Regions from separate parts of the Homo sapiens genome. Here region 2 is linked to region 1. A link is an interaction called in ENCODE POLR2A ChIA-PET data of the cell type or tissue named here. Cell type or tissue: HepG2. All regions are shown on one strand. Each heading gives the region's core, and the rest is flanking DNA. Links, peaks and the distances in the headings are about the cores only.

What was found. Peaks named below come from ENCODE experiments on the same cell type or tissue, not always from the same donor. Only the 100,000 strongest peaks of a DNase experiment are listed, where the experiment ranks them.
Region 2: POLR2A ChIA-PET joins it to region 1 with 10 read pairs; 2 of 35 experiments call an interaction of 5 or more read pairs at or near these places.

The regions. Positions count from the first base shown.
Region 1 is chr17:37,624,660-37,633,849 of GRCh38, forward strand. It overlaps DDX52 (DExD-box helicase 52), which reads right to left. Exons shown (of 15, transcript NM_007010.5): 3 at 8,629-8,759; 4 at 7,454-7,639; 5 at 5,371-5,514; 6 at 3,902-4,013; 7 at 2,129-2,201; 8 at 1,236-1,439. Among named protein-coding and RNA genes, the nearest start is that of DDX52, 14 kb to the right of the region's middle. In HepG2, for the core only: no CTCF peak of the experiment used is centred there; a DNase peak (open chromatin) is centred at 4,772.
Region 2 is chr17:37,783,057-37,792,269 of GRCh38, forward strand. No RefSeq gene overlaps it. Among named protein-coding and RNA genes, the nearest start is that of HNF1B, 43 kb to the left of the region's middle. In HepG2, for the core only: no CTCF peak of the experiment used is centred there; a DNase peak (open chromatin) is centred at 4,285; H3K27me3 peaks cover 1,308 bases.

The DNA.
Region 1 (9,190 bases), core at 15-8,014:
TTATGTTTCAGTCATAAATTTTCAGGTATTTGATTAGTTATAAAAAATTTCTAACTGTAAAATTATTGAGTAAAATAATAAAAATATTTTTAAGGTTGTTATTACACATGGTTAAACATTTTTCATAATGATTAGCAAAGATTTATTTATAGACCAACAGTTAGGGGTGAGATATATTAAGACTTTATTAATACTCTGTAAGATGTTACAATGTACTGTGTTGTATCATAAATATTTTTCCCATTTAATTATTTTTATCTAAATATATTTAAATATACATTAACCATATTTAAATATGTTTAATTTCCCATTGAAATTATGTTTATGGTGAATTCATTCTGCTTTCCTGTTTTTTTTGTTTTTCAAGATGGAATCTCACTCTGTCACCCAGGCTGGAGTGCAGTGGGGCGATCTCGGCCCACTGCAACCTCCACCTCCCAAGCTCAAGCAATACTCCTGCCTCAGCCTCCCAAGTAGCTGGGATTACAGGCACACACCCATTTTTGTATTTTTGGAAGAGATGGGGTTTCGCCATGTTGGTCAGGCTGGTCTCGAACTCCTGACCTCAGGCGATCTACCTGCCTCTGCCTCCCAAAGTGCTGTGATTACAGGTGTGAGGCACCGTACCCAACCTTGCTTTCTTCTTATAAACAGGAATTTTAGGTTTAAAATAGGGTATTCTTTACTGTTCCATTGGCTACTTTTTCACTTAATATGGTACTACAAACACTTTTTCATATAGCTACAGTCTTCCTACATCATTTCAGGGGTTACATAATAATCCATCAGGTAGCAGTATCATAATTTCTTTAAACTTTTTTCTGTCACTGAGCATTTATTTAGCATAAAATGCTCCCCAAAATATTTTTTAAAAGGAAATATATATCAAGTGGCTCAGTGACATCAGGTTCTTCCTCTGTGGTCCACTTATTTAAGCCATCAAAGAAACTAAATCTTCTAGGTGGCCACAGAGCTCATGTTATACTCTGTGGATGGAAAAAAACACCTAAAAGCATGATGACAGGAATGTTAATATGACAATGTAAAAACCTTCTTTTAGATTACTCTAAAATAGAAAATCCTTAAACAATCTTGGCTTAAAAGAACACATTTCAATCAGTAAAACTCTCTCCCTTGCTAGTCTCAGGCCAAGAAACCTATCTCCTTCAGTCTTTAAAAAAGACTTGTATTTAAAAAAAAAATCAGTGTGATAATGTTGAGAAACAATTAAATACCTTGCTCCAATGGACACACTGATGACATTGTCCAGGTTGAGTTTGCACCACTGTTCAACATCATATGCAAAAGTTGCACTGAACATAGCTCTTCGGACCTTGTGGGATGTGCAGGCCAGGAAAATGGAAGCCAGCTGGTCTCTGAACCCAGTTTTGCCATCTTCAAACAGTTTATCTGATTCGTCTACTACAAGCCACTCAACACTAAGAAATAACAAAACAACTTGTGGATACTGAACTGAAAGATCCAAGACACTTCACTAAACTGTGGGGACAGTGGACACATGAGGAAGTCAAACTATAATGCTGCTTCTCAGATCCACTTTATCATACCAAAAAAAAAAAATAAGAAACACAAGCAGGTGTCATGGTTTGGCTGTGTATCCCCACCCAAATCTCATCTCGAATTGTAATCCTCACGTGTTGAGGGAGGGACCTGGTGGGAGGTGACCGGCTCATGGGGGCACTCTCTCTCTCTCTTCCCCATCTGCCACCATGTAAGATATGTCTTGCTTCCCCTTCTGCCATGACCGTAAGTTTCCTAAGGCCTCCCCAGTCATGCCCTGACTTGTGGGTCAATTAAACCTTCCGTTCTTTATAAATTACCCAGTCTCAGGTAGCTGTTTAGAGCAGCATGAAAACGGACTAACACAGCAGGAAAAAGGTAAAAGGAAGATAAACATAGCTTAATGTACCTATTCCAATAGCCTCAAAGATACGAGGTTCCATTTCTTTTCTATGAATTTTTTTAAAAAACCATTATTCTCAGTGCCAACACTGACTGAAGGTGGCAAACAGCAAGCTCCAAAGACAAAAAATACAAGCAATAGAGGACAAAATATAATTAACTAAATTAAAAATACACACGAAAGACATGAAAATATCATCTATACCTTGCTAGGTCGATTCCGGGGGGATCTTGCTTTAATAAATAGATTAGTCGATTTGGAGTAGTCACAAGAATATCTATAGGAAAAACAAATGGTAGAAATTGCAAAAACAGGATTTATCCCTCTTGAACTAGGAATTAAGCCTCCTCAACTTCAGTTAATAACCTGAAGTGGGAAGTAGTCATAGCCAACAACACAAAACTATTATATCCCTACTTTCCTTTTAATATATCTGAGCAGCTTTCTCTTTCTTTTTGAGACAGGGTCTTGCTCTGTCACCCAGCCTGGATGGAGTACAATGTGTGATCATAGCTCACTGCATGCAACTTCAAACTCTTGGGCTCAAGAGATCTTCTGGCATCAGCATTCTGAGTAGCTGGGACTACAGGCACATGCCACTGCACCTGGCTAATTTTTATTTATTACTATTATTTTTTTGAGACAGTCTAGCTCTGTCGCCCAGGCTGGAGTGCAGTGGCACAACCTCGGCTCACTGCAAGCTCTGCCTCCCGGGTTCACGCCATTCTCACTCCCGAGTAGCTGGGACTACCACTAGCTGGGACTACAGGCGCCCGCCACCACGCCCAGCTAATTTTTTGTATTTTTAGTAGAGATGGTAAATTTTTTTTTTACTTTTATTTTTGTAGAAACAGGGTCTCCCTATGCTGTCCAGGCTGGTCTCGAATTCCTGGGCTCAAGCAATCTCCCTGCCTCAGCCTCCCAAAATGCCGGATTACAGGCATGAGCCACAATACCCAGCCTCTTCTCAATTTCTAAGAGGAAAGAACAATTTAATTTTCAAATCTTTTTTTCCCCCAGGAAAATCATTTTTTTTACATGGAATTTTATGCAGAGGCCCAAGATTTAAACAAAACAAAACAGATGAAAGCTTATCTCCAAGTGGACAATGTCAAAAAACAAAAAGAAAAAAAAAAAAAATGAAAGCAGATTCTCTGGCTGATATAAGGGTGAGGATGTAAGCCGTTCTTTTTGTTTTTTTTAAGATGGAGTCTCACTCTGTTGCTCAGGCTGGAGTACAGTGGTGCAATCATAGCTCATGGCAGCCTTGAACTCCTGCGCTCAAGTGATCTTCCCACCTCAGACTCCCAAGTAGCTAGGACTACAGGCATGCACCACCATGCCTGGCTAATTTTTTTTTATTTAAAAAATTTCTTTTAGAGATGGAGTCTCGCTATGTTGCCAAGGCTGGTCCCAAACTCCTGGCCTCAAGCAATCCTCCCACCTCAGCTTCTCCATAGCTATAGGTATGGAGAAGATTACAGGTGTGAGCCACTGCACCCAGCTATGCATGCCATTCCTGTCTGCCAGAGTATTTCCATGGCAGATTAAAAATCAATGGTATAAATCAGAATTTTTTAGCCTCAGCACTGTTACCACTTTGGGCCACTAAGTGTTCGTTGCAGGGGACTGTCCTGTGCACCGCAGAATGTTTAACAACATCCTTGGCTATAGGCTAGTAACTACAGGCTAGTAGCACTTCTCCCCAGTTGTGACAACTACAAATGTCTCCAAATTATTGCCAAATGTCCCTGTGGTGAAAGGTGGGGGGCAAGATTGTCTCTATTTGAGAACTACTGGTATATATTTATGTATAACTTCTCAGTAGAGTGAGAAGGGGATCGCTTTAGTTCTTCTAAAATTCAAATTTTATACATACATGACTATACTTTAACAACACTTACATAGCAATTAGGATATTTATAATTTCCAGATTCCTTACATGCTCTATCTACATCCCATGTATGAATTCCTTACCAAACTTTTTAGATGATTTAGGTCCAAATTTCTTGGCTGCCACTGCTGCTTTGTGGATCATGTGTATTCTGAATCCTGTTCCCTCAGAAATTTTTATTAACTCTCTGTGAATCTAAAAAAAAAAAGATTAAAAACATTAGCTGCTAACATACTTGGACAAGATGTATACTCTTTTACATGATTAATGAAATAAATCTATTACCAACCCATGAATATCTGAAATTAAACTCATAACAATCTGTAGATTAACCTGAAATCTCAGCATTTTGAAACTTCAATGCCTAATAAGATTCAATAATTTCTTCAGGTGGAATAAACTAGTTCCCAGAGATAAAACTAACCTATTTTGTATTGTTTTCAGAATACAGTACTACTGGCCGGGTGTGGGGGCTCACACCTGTAATCCCAGCGCTTTGGGAGGCCAAGGTGGGTGGATCACTTGAGGCCAGGAGTTCCAGACCAGCCTGGCCAACGTGGTAAAACCCCATCTCTACTAAAAACACAAAAACAATTAGCCAGGTGTGATGGTGCGCACCTGTAATCTCAGTTACTTGGGAGGCTGAGGCAGGAGAATCACTTGAACCTGGGAGGCAGAGGTTGCAGTGAGCCGAGATGGCGCCGCTGCACTCCAGCCTGGTCCACAGAGCATGACTGTCCCAAGAAAAAATACACACACACACACACACACACACACACACACACACACACACACACACATAGTACTATTACAAGACTATTTCATACTTGATATGTGTTTCATATTAAGCACATTGGGAGGGTAGAACAGATCACTGTATACTTTTCCCTTCTAAAAAAAACAAACTGAGATGAGTCAGGCATAATGACTCATGCCTGTAAGCCCTGTACTTTGGCAGGCCAAGGTGGGAGGATCACTTGAACCCAGGAGTTCAAGACCAGCCTGGGTAACATAGGGAGACCTTGTTTCTACAAAAAGAAAAAAATTAACCAGGCGCAGTGGCATGTGCCTGTAGTCCCAGTTACTCAAGAGGCTGAAGAGGGAGATCTCTTGAGGCCAGGAGTTCGAGGTTGCAGTAAGCCATGATCACACCACTGCATGCCAGCCTGGGTAACAGAGTAAGAATCTGTGGCTAAAAAACAAACAAATAAATAAATAAAAACCAAAACTAAGATGAGTATTCATTTTTTTTAGATGAGAAAAATAAATGTCCAAGCAGGGCTATATTTAATTAGCCTTTCAACTTCAAAGACCTTAAAGCATTTACCAAAGAAGTGTAAATATTAAAATCACTGTGTTTTAGAAACTTACAGAAAGACTTAAAAGACTTGCCCACATGGAGTAAGATCCGGAGCACTGTGCTGTGTAGAGGATACTTGACCATGACAGAAGACGTGGGCCTTGCTTTTTAAGATCTTTTTATTACCTTCAAATAAGAAAGATCACTGAAGTAAAAACCAATCGCATACTCTTCAAAAGCTACAAGTCATACCTGGCTGGCAAGTTCTCGTGTTGGTGATATAATCAGGGCTCTGAAGCCTTTATTTGCGGGTTGTTTCAGCTGCATTAAAATAGGAATGCTAAAAGCTAATGTTTTTCCAGATCCAGTTGGAGCAGAAGCCAGAAGTTCCCGACCCTAAAAACATAGGGTATATTAAATACTACAAAGAAAGTACATAAATTTTTCAGAGCCTGGTCAAATAACGCTACCAGCCATAGAAAAAAACAAATACAATTTTACATAATGAATCTAATCTTTCAAGTCATATCTGCTTTCCTAACATCATCCATCCATGCCACCATCACCCCAACAAAGTTTCTGAGCATTGCCCTTAAATTCCCTTTGAATGAGTGTAAAGAATACGGGTAACTAAAACCCAAAGATAATCCATAACCTAAGTTATATCCATTATTTCAATTTTTCTTTTCCACTAAACTATTGTCAAAATAAAATTATAAAACCAACTTTTTGTCCTGGTATCTGTATTGTTCAATCACTAGGGAAGGTTTTATTGAACAACAAAATGGCTGAAGAAATAAAAAATGGCAATGACCTGAGGGCAGAGTAATTTACAGGAGACAATTTTCAAAAACTCACTGTGTTTTTTTTTTTTTTTTTTTTGACACAGAGTCTCACTCTGTCACCCAGGCTGGAGTGCAGTGGCGAGATCTCGGCTCACTGCAACCTCCGCCTCCCGGGTTCAAGTGGTTCTTCTGCCTTGGCCTCCCGAGTAGCTGGGATTACAGGCACACGCCACCATGCCCAGCTAGTTTTTGTATTTTTAGTAGAGACAGGGTTTCACCATATTGGCCAGGCTGGTCTTGAACTCCTGACCTCGTTATCTGCCCGCCTCGGTCTCCCAAAGTGCTGGGATTAGAGGCGTGAGCCACCGCACCTGGCCCACTGTGATTTTTTAAGCTTTAAGCTAAAGCCATGACAGAAACAATCTTAAACAAAAATTAAAAGCAAATTTACTATAACATAAGTCAACAGCATCATTTAAATGTATGAATGTATTCTCATTTCATCTCTCAAAGAAAATGAAAAGGACTAGTATAGAGATGAAAAGGTATCTTATATCCTTTGGAAACCAGAACTGAAGGCCATCTCGGTTACATGGGGAAAAAACCCAACTCTTATTGCTACAGAAACAAACCTCAGAAAAACTTAACGTCCGAAAACCTAAGTTAATCCATACCTCTATCAACAAGTGACTGGATAACAAATTGTGGTATATTCATACAACATAATACTACTTGGTAACAAACTATTGCTCTATGTAATACAGAAGAATCTCAAAGCATTACGCAAAGTGAAAGAAACCAGAAATAAAAGATTAATGTGTGATTCCACTCATATAAAACTCTAGAAGAGGCAAAAGGAATATACAGCAGTAGAAATCAGAATAGCAGTTGCCTCTGAGCAGGGGCAGGGTGAGGACTGAATGGAAAGGGCACAAGAAAATTGTCTGGGGTAATACATATGTTCTCTATCTTCACTGGAATAGTGGTTACACAGGGCATGCATTGCTGAAACTCACTAAACTGGGCACTTAAAAATCTATGCATTTTATTGTATGTAAAGTATACTTTAATAATAAAAAGTATTCGGAAAAATAAGTCAGTTTATGTACAAGAACTTTAGAAAGCATTTGTATTTCTGGAGTAGTTCCTGGGCATTATAAACTAAATAATGAATGTATGAATGAATAGAACATAATCCCCATTCTCCAAGGGGTTACACACTAGTAAAATGAAAAAGATAAATATGATTGGTGCGAATACAAAGTAGTTTAAAATGTAAAATAAATGTTGCAAGGAAAAGAACACACCAAATACCATGGAAGAACTGCAGTGTGGGGGAAAGGGTACTAGAAAAGGAAGAAGATCACATCTAGATGGAGTGATCAAGACAACTTTTATGGAGGCACAGGCATTTGATGAACCTTAAAAGGAAGTGAAGGATTTTAACAGGGGAGATAAGGTGGAAAGAAAGAGTTCAAGAAGAGAGGGAAGAGAATGAGCAAACACACAGAGGAAGGAATGTTACAGGCATTCTAGATCTTCATACTCACATGCAGCATAACTGGGATGGCTTGCATTTGGATTGGCGTAGGCATTTGGAAACCTGCATCTAGAATGTTCTGAAGTAGTCGAGAATTGATTTTATATTCCTGGTCAAGTTGCTGAAATGTAGCAATTGGGTCAGGAAGATCGGTTCCTTGGACGTGAATTTTGTGTTTATTCCGCAAGAAGTTTATCTGAAAAGTGAAGTAAAGAGGCCACCATGGATATGGCCAAATAAATACATTCTCAGATGTTATAAAGCAACATTAACAGTTTCTGGGATAACCTTTAGCAGCATATGAAACTTTTTGGTTAAATCCAAGAATCAAAACATCACAGATATTAGGTACATTTCATGCCCTTTCATAGAAAACCTTCATAAAATGTCTATGCTTTCTTCATATTAATGTGTTATTGTCATAGTCATAACTTCTAACCTTAAATAAACTTCTTAGAAGGCAGGCATTGAACCCATCTACTATTTTAATATGGTGGTTAACATACAAGTATCATTGCTTTTTGATGATTTACCCTAAAACTCTGATTATTAAAACTGAGTGCCAAAAAGTGGAGTCTAGTAGTGTTGATTTGGTTTGTTTCCCCATTCTCTGGACCAGAGACAGCCAAATTCTGGTTTCTGGGTTACTGAAGCATTGCCATAGTAATCCCTGAAGTGAGCTGAATACACCTCTCCATCAGGAATACGGCAGGTGTACAGCAGACACAAAAAAGGTATATTTGTTGTTTCTTCCATATCCTACTCCTCTTATTCCCAAGTCATAAAATACCTTTCTTAAGAATTCTAACCCTCTAATCTGTGTCAGAGGAAATCCTTCTAAACCGGTGAGCTCAACAGAGAAGAAAGGGAGCCAAATTTTGTTTGTTTATCGAAAGCAGTTACGAAATTTTAAAAATTTAATTCTAAACATACTATCAATCTTGAAACTTGAGCAGGTCAAGAATTTTATATATGTATCAGCAATTTAAACTTTAAAATGTTCACCCACAGCACAAATGCCTACTTTGCTTTAAGTTTTCATTAAAGTAAAATCTAAATGAATGTAATTAACCTTCTATCTTAACAAAACTATATTCACATTAACAACAGAATAACCCAAATCCAGCGAATAAGTCACTAGGTCAGAAAATATATATACTTTTGGCCCCAAAATATTTTTCTAACCTTTTCTTTTCTGAGATTCTCCAACTTTCCGGAAGTTAGTTTACTTTCTCTCTGAACTTTTTTGTCTTCAATCTTTGCTTCTACAGATGACATCCACTGTATAGTAGCACCTTCTTCTTGGGAAGCAATTTCTAAAATATATTTTTAAAAAGTAAAAGATTTTAACAGTCTAGGCAACATAGTGAGGACCCGTCTCTTCAAAAAAAAATTAAAAATTAGTCAAGGGTGGGTGGTGGTGCAAGCCTGTAGTCCCAGCTACTTAGGAGGCTGAGTGGGGAGGATCATTTGAGCCTGGGAGGTTGAGGCTGCAGACAGCTGTGATCATGCCACTGCATTCCAGCCTGGGTAACAGAGAAAAACCTTGTCTCAAAAAAAAAAAAAAAGAAAAAAGGTTTTAATCTTGGATGTATGTGTAGCAAGAAAGCCATACCTTCACACTAAAAAAGGAAAAAGTACAGCTGATCCAACTAGATAAGAGAAAGTAATAGGATGTATAAAAATGGAAATGAAAAGGCAAGTTCTGTGTTGGTATGATCAGAGTTCTGAAGCTTACTATCTTCCC
Region 2 (9,213 bases), core at 434-8,433, 160 kb after region 1:
TTTGATGTGCTGCTGGATTCGGCTTGCCAGTATTTTATTGAGGATTTTTGCATCAATGTTTATGAGGGATATTGGCCTGAAGTTTTCTTTTTTTGTTGTATCTCTGCCAGGTTTTGGTATCAGAATGGCACTGGCCTCATAAAATAAGTTTGAGAGGAGTCCCTCCTTTTCAATTGTTTGGAATAGTTTCAGAAGAAATGGTACCAGCTCCTCTTTGTACCTCTGGTAGAATTCAGCTGTAAATCCGTCTGGTCCTGGGCTTTTTTTGGTTGGTAGTCTATTAATTATTGCCTCAATTTCAGAACTTGTTATTGGTCTATTCAGGGATTCAACTTCTTCCTGGTTCAGTCTTGGGAGAGTGTATGTGTCCAGGAACTTATCCATTTCTTGTAGATTTTCTAGTTTATTTGCATAGTGGTGTTCTTAATATTATCTGATGGTTGTATTTCTGTGGGGTCAGTGGTGATATCCCCTCTATCATTTTTTTTTGTGTCTATTTGATTCTTCTCTCTTTTCTTCTTTATTAGTCTAGCTAGCAGGTTTTTTTTTTTTCCCCTCAAAAAATCAGCTCCTAGATTTGTAGATTTTTTGAAGGGTTTTTTTATATCTCTATCTCCTTCAGTTCTGCTCTGATCTTGGTTATTTCTTGTCTTCTGCCAGCTTTGGGGTTTGTTTGCTCTTGGCTCTCTAGTTCTTTTAGCTGTGATGTTAGATTGTCAATTTGAGATCTTTCTACCTTTTTGTGTTATAGCATTTAGTGCTATAAATTTCTCTGTTAACACTGCTTTAGCTGCATCCCAGAGATTCTGGCATGTTATCTCTTTGTTCTCGTTGGTTTCAAAGAACTTCTTGATTTCTGCCTTAATTTCATTATTTACCCGGGTATCATTCAGGAGCAGGCTGTTCAATTTCCATGTAGTTGTGTGGTTTTGAGTGAGCTTCTTAATCTTCAGTTCTAATTTGATTGTGCTGTGGTCTGAGAGACTGTTTGTTATGATTTCAGCTCTCTTGCATTTGCTGAGGAGTGTTTTACTTCCAACTATGTGATCGATTTTATAGTAAGTGCCATGTGGTGCCAAGAATGTATATTCTGTTGCTTTTGGGTGAAGAGTTCTGTAGATATCTGTCAGGTCCACTTGATCAGAGCTGAGTTCAAGTCCTGAATATTTTGTTAATTTTCTGTCTTGATGATCTGTCTAATATTGGCAGTGAGGTGTTAAGGTCTCCCACTATTATTGTGTGGGAGTCTAAGCAAAAATTGACAAATGGGATCTAATTAAACTAAAGGGCTTCTGCATAGCAAAAGAAACTATCATCAGAGTGAACAGACAACCTATAGAATGGGAGAAAATTTTTGCAATCTATCCATTTGACAAAGGTCTAATATTCCGAATCTACAAGAAACTTAAGTTTACAAGAAAAAAACAACCCCATTAACAAGTGAGCAAAGGACATGAACAGACACTTCCCAAAAGAAGGCATTTATATGGCCAACAAACATAAAAATAAAGGGTCAACATTACTGATCATTAGAGAAATGCAAATCAAAACCACAGTGAGATACCATCTCACGCCAGCCAGAATGGCGATTATTAAAAAGTCAAGAAACAGTAGATGCTGGTGAGGCTGTGGAGAAATAGGAACACTTTTACACTGTTGGTGGAAATGTAAATTAGTTCAACCATTGTGGAAGACAGTATGGCAATTCCTCAAAGACCTAGAACCAGAAATGCCGTTTGACCCAGCAATCCCATTACTTGGTATGTACCCAAACGAATATAAATCATTCGATTACAAAGATACATGCACACATATGTCCATTGCAGCACTATTCACAATAGCAAAGATGTGTAACCAACCCAGTGGTAGACCGGATAAAGAAAATGTGGTACATATACACCATGGAATATCATGCAGCCATAAGAAGGAATGAGATCATGTCCTTTGCAGTGGCATGGATGGAGCCGGAAGCCATTATCCTCAGCAAACTAACACAGGAACGAAAAACCAAACACTGCATATTTCCACTTATAAGTTGGAGGTGAACAGTGAGAACACATGGACATAGGAAGGGGAACAACACACACTGGGGCCTGTTCGGGGGTGGGGGAGGGAGAGAATCAGGAAAAATAGCTAATGCATGCAGGGCTTAATACTTAGGTGATGGTTTGATAGGTGTAGCAAACCACCATGGCACACATTTATGTATGCAACAAACCTGCACATCCTGCACATGTATTACGGAACTTAAAATAAAATAAAATAAAAAATATAGCATAAAGATACAAAACTAGACATACTAATTCTAGTTAGAAATGTAATTATGATGTTACATTTTTATGATCAACAATTATGTTGTGGAAATTATACAAACACACATCACTGACTTGAATGAAATGCATAAAATTGTAGCAAAGCTTTGTAGTTACAAAAAACAAAAAAAAATTACCAAAGAAAGCACAAGTTTTTGGAGGGGAGGGGTTTTTTTTCCTTTCTTTTTTTTTTAAATTATACTTTAAGTTTTAGGGTGCATGTGCACAATGTGCAGGTTTGTTACATATGTATACATGTGCCATGTTGGTGTGCTGCACCAATTAACTCGTCATTTAACATTACGTATATCTCCTAATGCTATCCCTCCCCCATCCCCCAACCCCATGACAGGCCCCGGTGTGTGATGTTCCCCTTCCTGTGTCCAAGTGTTCTCATTGTTCAATTCCCACCTATGAGTGAGAACATGCGGTGTTTGGTTTTTTGTCCGTGAGATAGTTTGCTGAGAATGATGTTTTCCAGCTTCATCCATGTCCCTACAAAGGACATGAACTCATCATTTTTTATGGCTGCATAGTATTCCATGGTGTATATGTGCCACATTTTCTTAATCCAGTCTATCATTGTTGGACATTTGGGTTGGTTCCAAGTCTTTGCTATTGTGAATAGTGCCGCAATAAACATACGTGTGCATGGGTCCCAAAGAATGCACAAAATTAATGTCTATTCCACCTTTGTGTCATATTCCTGGATTCTCATGATATAACTTTGACAGATGAGGAGTTGGTTCTTACAGATGAGCAAAGAAAGTAGTTTTTTGAGATGGAATCCACTCCTGGTGAAGATGCCGTGAACGTTGTTGAAATGACAACAAAGGATTGAGAATATCACATAAACGTAGTTGATAAAGTGGTGGCAGGATTTGAGAGAACTGACTCCAATTTTGAAAGAACTTCTATTGTGGACAAAATGCTACCAAAAAGCACTGCATGCTACAGAGAAATCTTTTGTAAAAAGAAAAGTCCATCTATGTCACAAACTTCATTGTCTTATTTTTTTTTAATTGCCACGGCAACCTCAATCTTCAGCAACCACCACCCTGATCAGTCAGCATCCATCAACAGTGAAGCAAGACCCTCTACTTGCGAAAAGATTACTACTCACTGAGGGCTCAGATGATTGCTACCATTTTTTTTTTTAGCAACAAAGTATTTTAAAATTAAGGTATGTACTTTTTAAAAGATGTGATGCTATGGTACACTTAATAGACTACAGTATAGTGTGACCACAACTCTTCGATGCACTGGGAAACCAAAACATTTGTGTGACCCACTGTGTTGCCATATTTGCTTTATTGCAGTGGTCTGGAACTGAACCCACGATATCTCCAAAATATGCCTGTAAAAACAGTAGGCTAAGTGTTATGATAAAGGAAATACAGAGTGCTATGGGACTAAAAGAAGGGGCATCTAGCTTAGCCTGTTGGGAGAGGGTCAGGGAAAGCTTTCTGAAGATGGTGACCCCTCAGCTGCACTTTGGAGGATGAGTGAGAAGACAAAAGGGGTAGGAAGGGTGTACCAGGCAAATGTAACAGCACGTGCAAATGCACAGAATTGTAAGAGAACATGGCACGTTCTGGTCCGACATTGTTCCATTATGGATGAGAAACTTGAAGCCCAGAAAAGGTGAGGAGACTACCCCAAGGTCACCCAGTGAATTAGTAGTAGGATCAGAATTTGCACCAAGACTTGCGTTTCCTTTTACATTGGATTTTCCACTATACCACAGTGCCTTAGGTTTGTAGCAGGGGATTCTGTGACTAGAGGTTGTTGAGACTGCAGCCAACTTTGAAAATGAGCTGCATGTGGGTGTGGGGGCTGGATCTGTCTCCGGCCCATCCCTGGCTGGAGCTGAGCCAGGAACTTGGCAGTTTCCAGGGCTGAGCCATCCAGCTCACCCCAAGGAAGCCTCGGCCTCCAGCCATGGCACTACCACGTGGTTTAATCATTAACTCCAAGTTCACAGGGCTGAAGCTGGAATGCACAGGACCTGGGGAGCAGACCGGGTCTCCAGGGAGCTAAGAGAAAGTTGGCTTTTGAGATGGGAGGGGACCAAAGTTTAGAATGGGGTTTTTCATCCCTGAATGGATCTATGTTCTGGGCTCAGGAACAAGGGCACTCGCTGTTACTCTCAATTTTGTTGGAGTTTACACATGTTGTTAGCTTGATTTCAGGATTTCCTTTCAACGTTCATAGCAGATTGTGTTTCCCTCTGCCACATCCCTCAGCCTGCATTCATCTACCCCACTAAACTGTGATGTTCCCCTCGGAGGGCAGGACTCAGTGCTTGGAACAATCTGGTGCATAGTTGGTGCTCATTAAATATAGGCTGATTGATTGAATAAATGAGGCCCTAACTCTGCCTAAAGGCATCCCAAAGCACATGCTTTTTAAAAAAAAAAAATTAAAAGACATAGAAACCTGGCTGGGAGTAGTGGCTCATGCCTGTAATCCCAGCACTTTTGGAAGCTGAGACAAAAGAATCACTTGAGCCCAGGGTTCAAGACCAACCTGGATAACAAAGTAAGACTCCGTCTCTTATGAAAATAAAAATGAAAAAAAAAAAAGAAATGATAACTGATTTTGCTTTAAAAGTTCAACAGAGATTCGCAAAAATCCCCAGAGATATTCTGTGCTATCATAAAATAGTCTAGCACCATGATGAGGTCCACTGTTGTAGAAGAGATGGACTGCTTTTTTTTTTTAATAATTTCAACTTTTATTTTAGATTCAGGGGTACATGTGCAGGTTTGTTGTCTGGGTATATTGTACGACAACGAGGTTTGGGGTATCAATGATCCTATCACCCAAGTAGTGAGCATAGTACCCAATAGGTAGTTTTTCGGCCCTTGCCCTCCTCCCTCCCTCTCCCCTTTTGGAGTCCCCAGTGTCTGCTGTTCTCATCTTTGTGTCTGTATGTACCCAGTGGTCAGCTCCCACTTATAAGTGAGAACATGTAGTATTTGGTTTTCTGTTCCTGCATTAATTCCTTTGAGATAATGGCCTCCAGCTACATCCATGTTGCCGCAAAGGATGTGATTTCATTCTTTTTTATTGCTGCATAGTATTCTATGGTGTATATGTACCACATTTGCTTCATCCAATCCACCGTGGATGGGCATCTAGGTGACTCCGTGTCTTTGCTATTATGGTATTTTTGGTAGAACGATTTATTTTCCTCTGGGTAGATACCCAGTCATGGGATTGCTGGGTCAAGTGATAGTTCTGCTGGGGATGTTCTTAAGGAGTCAGTGTGTGGATGACTGCAGAGTTTGTGAGGTTGCTTTGGCATTCTTGGGAGAGGGGGGCTATTCAGATATGAGGCCATGTTTTATTGAGGAAACAAAAGCCCAGTGGAGGTCAAATTCCACCAGCATAATAAAGGTAACTGCCTCTTTTGATTTCTGAAAGCTGTAACCTGCAATTGGAAAGACTGCATTATCAGTAGCATTGCTAAGCCCTGAAAATGCACCTTTAAAGGGATTTCTGGATTCCACATAACAAAACTTCCCCTGGAAGGTGAGGTGCAGGTGGCAGTAAAATTTCTGTTCTTTTTTGGTGAACCCAAGTTTCCTGATCTCGAAAGTAGAGACAGTCATCTCTTCTTCACAACGTACTGGTAATGGTTAAATGGAATGACAGTATATAACGTCCTTGGCACCCAGGAGATGTCAGTCCCAGTGAAAATTATCTTCTGTCTCTTAAAAGTAAAAATCCTGAACCGATATACACAGCCAGAGATGTGGAGATACATTTTGCTCTTAGATGCCATGTGTGTGGTGCCCAGTGATTCGGAGACCAATCTGGAAGGGAAAGAATCACTCTGCTGAATGCTGGCTTAAAGTGTAAATGTGTGCCGATAGTGTTGCTATAGCCAGCACTAGAGCATACTGGGAGAAGAAACTTCCCTTGCAAGAATAGTCACTCTCCTGGAAAGTGACTATTGGTTGGAATTGAGCCATAAAGGCTGCCGACTCTCACCCTAGCAAATTCTGTGTCAGCCCAAGGTCCTGGACATTCTGGGCAAACTGGCCAATGTCAGGGAGCTCTTTCTGTACCAGCCTCTGGGTCCTTTTTTTAATTTGTGGGTAAGTGACCTATCATACAGCCAGTTTGCATTTACCTCTGTCTACCACCTGTAGTTGTCAGGGTTCTGTAAGTTCTTTAAAGTTCTAGCACTCAGTGATGATTATGTCAGGGGAAAAAATTCAGGAAGGACCTCAGGCTTAGGTTCCTCCAACTTCCCACCTGCCCTTGGTCTCAGCAACAATGGAGAACAAATTGCCTTTGCAAGGAATTGGAAGATGCTGAGCTGCTCTGGCCACCTGATCTCTTTTTCCCTTCCCTTTATCATTTCTCTCCTTTGCCCTAAAACCTGAGATGAAATGAGAAGTAAATTGCCAAGGGAGATCCTCTCCTGGGGCAAATTTCCTGTCCTTGCTTATGGGCACAGAGACCCTGAGTGGGAAGGCCAGTTGCAGGGCACTCTCCCAGAACCAGCCCTGGGGTGACAGGTGCAGGCAGGATCCACGCTTTCATGGGGGAGGGGAAGGGTTGCAAAAGAGGAGGAGGAAGAAAGACTGTGGGAGACCCCAAGGGCTGCCCCTATTTCTCTACTCCACCCCAACCTGAAACTTACTGTCGGTCTCCACCAAGCCTGAGAGAGAGAGAGAGAGAGAGAGAGAGAAAGAGGGAGTGGGGAGAAAGAGACAGGGAGGGGGAAATCAAAGAAAATTGCAAAAGTCAATGGCCTGGAACTAGAGGCAGCCTCAGCAACTGCAGTGTGACTTTGATTCCCCTATCATAACCCTGAATTAAAAATTCAGGCAATTATCTGCATGGCTTCCTTCTGATTAGAACGAGCCGGAGCCTCATTAATGCATCAGCACAGAGGAAAGCCATTAGGGTCTGTGAAATGGAATGTTTCTCTGAGAACAGGTTCCGCTTGATGTAGAATACCCAGCAAAAAGAAATTTCACACATTTTTGAGCTCAGAGTCACAGGACGGCACCCAGCTTCAGGGCTGCAGACCCCGCCACCACAGTCGGCACCTCTCAGCTGGCTCTGGGTGAAAGCCACCTTTGTTTCGCAGCCTCTCTCTGGCACCTCCATCCACTGCATTGTGTGGAGGGAGGCTGAAGGAGCTGAGGGGCTGAGGGGCTTGCTGGGTCCTGAGACACTGAGTCAGCCTTCAGCCAGGATCCCCAGTTTCAAAGGCTTTGAGCCACAGGGAGCACGGGAACTTCACAGGAACACTGCCCTCCTCTGCTAGAAGAACTAGAATAGAAGCACCGTCGAGGACAGTGAAGGTCCTAGACTCCAGAAAAGGTCAAAGTATCTTCATGGCCCCCGCAATTCTCGGTACTTTCTTCACCCACGTGGTAATTTGGTCATCCCAAGATGGCCAAAGCAGGATCTGGTGAAGCCCAGTCAGCCTTGGAAGGTTGTTGCTTAAGAGAGGGTGAAGGATTGGAGGGCATCTTTTATTCATGGTCCAGGGTACCCTGTATCCATCCCTTATTCTATAAGCTCGGAGCTTCCAGAAATGCAAATCTATGGCCCAATTTCTAAGTGGGTGAATATCCCTACAATATTTGGCATTTGGAAACTCTCATGCACCCCACTTTGGGACTTCTATAGGGGCAGCTTTCTTCCCTAAATGACTATATTGCTTATGGGGAAACCCAAGAGTGCTGTTCCAGACAAGTACCTTTGCAGCCCTAGTAAGTTCATCTCTTGGGAGAGTTGGGTTCAACTTGACTTTGTCTAAATTTTCTTCTAGTTGGTGGGTAGGACTTGGGTTTCCTCATTTCAGACATCTTGACATTTCTCCAATATGGTGATTCTCAGGACACCAAACATTAATCCTTAGGATGAACAACAAATAATCTCTTTAGGAGAAAAGTCAATGTTATATGGGAAGAACTGAAAAAGGTGAAAAAGTTTCTGTAGGAAGAGAACTAGTTAAGAGTTGATAGGATGCCAACCAAGAAAATGATATCCTTCAAACGGTTTGACTAAGCCACGTTCTTCTCCTGGCACACCTGTTAACTCTTCAGTGTTAAGAACCAGGGCTAAATGTCCGGGTAAAGCTGTGAACAGGGCGCATCCGTGGTTAGTGCAATGGAGTCCATGTAGTACTGATGGAATTTGTATCAACAGCGCCCCCTACTGCATATGAGCAAAACTGGACAACCCAATAGTAATTTGTTTTCGAAAGTGTTTTCAGCCAATCCCACGTTAGAAGGATACATTCCTGGTCATCAGGGAGTTTTTATGAAGCATGTTTTCAATACTGCAGACAGTTTTATGGGTGAAGGCTCCTAGAGTTTATCTCACTCTCTAACACAAACAAGATGCTTGGTGATTCAACCATGCTATTTGTGGGCTGTGAGCATCCATCTCTCTAACACTTAGCTGACAAAGTCAGACGTACTCGAGAATTACTTGTGACTTCAGATGATCCCATGTAAAGCGCTAACCTAAAGGCACCCCGAGTCTTGAGGAGGTGGGGTTATCTATCTCGGCTCATGTTGGTAGGGGAGTGAAAAGAGCTGGCCAAAGGTCGGGAATGTGGGCCTTCCAGGGAGAGAAGCTACTCCACCAGCTCAACAGAAAAGGCCTCCTTTCTGCCATCGGAAATGGTCAAATCCCAGCCGTTAGTACTGTAGCACCATTCACTAATTCCTTGATATTTTAAACATAGATGCTCTTCCCAGGCAAATCATTCCTTTCTTCCCGAGATCACTCAGCTACGTTTGCAATTTGTCACTCTATATTCACATGACAAACATTTTTCAAGCAATTATGATATGCCAGACATTGTTTAGAACAGGAGTGACAGCACCGAGCAGATGGCAAATGAAGAATTCCCTGTTCTTTG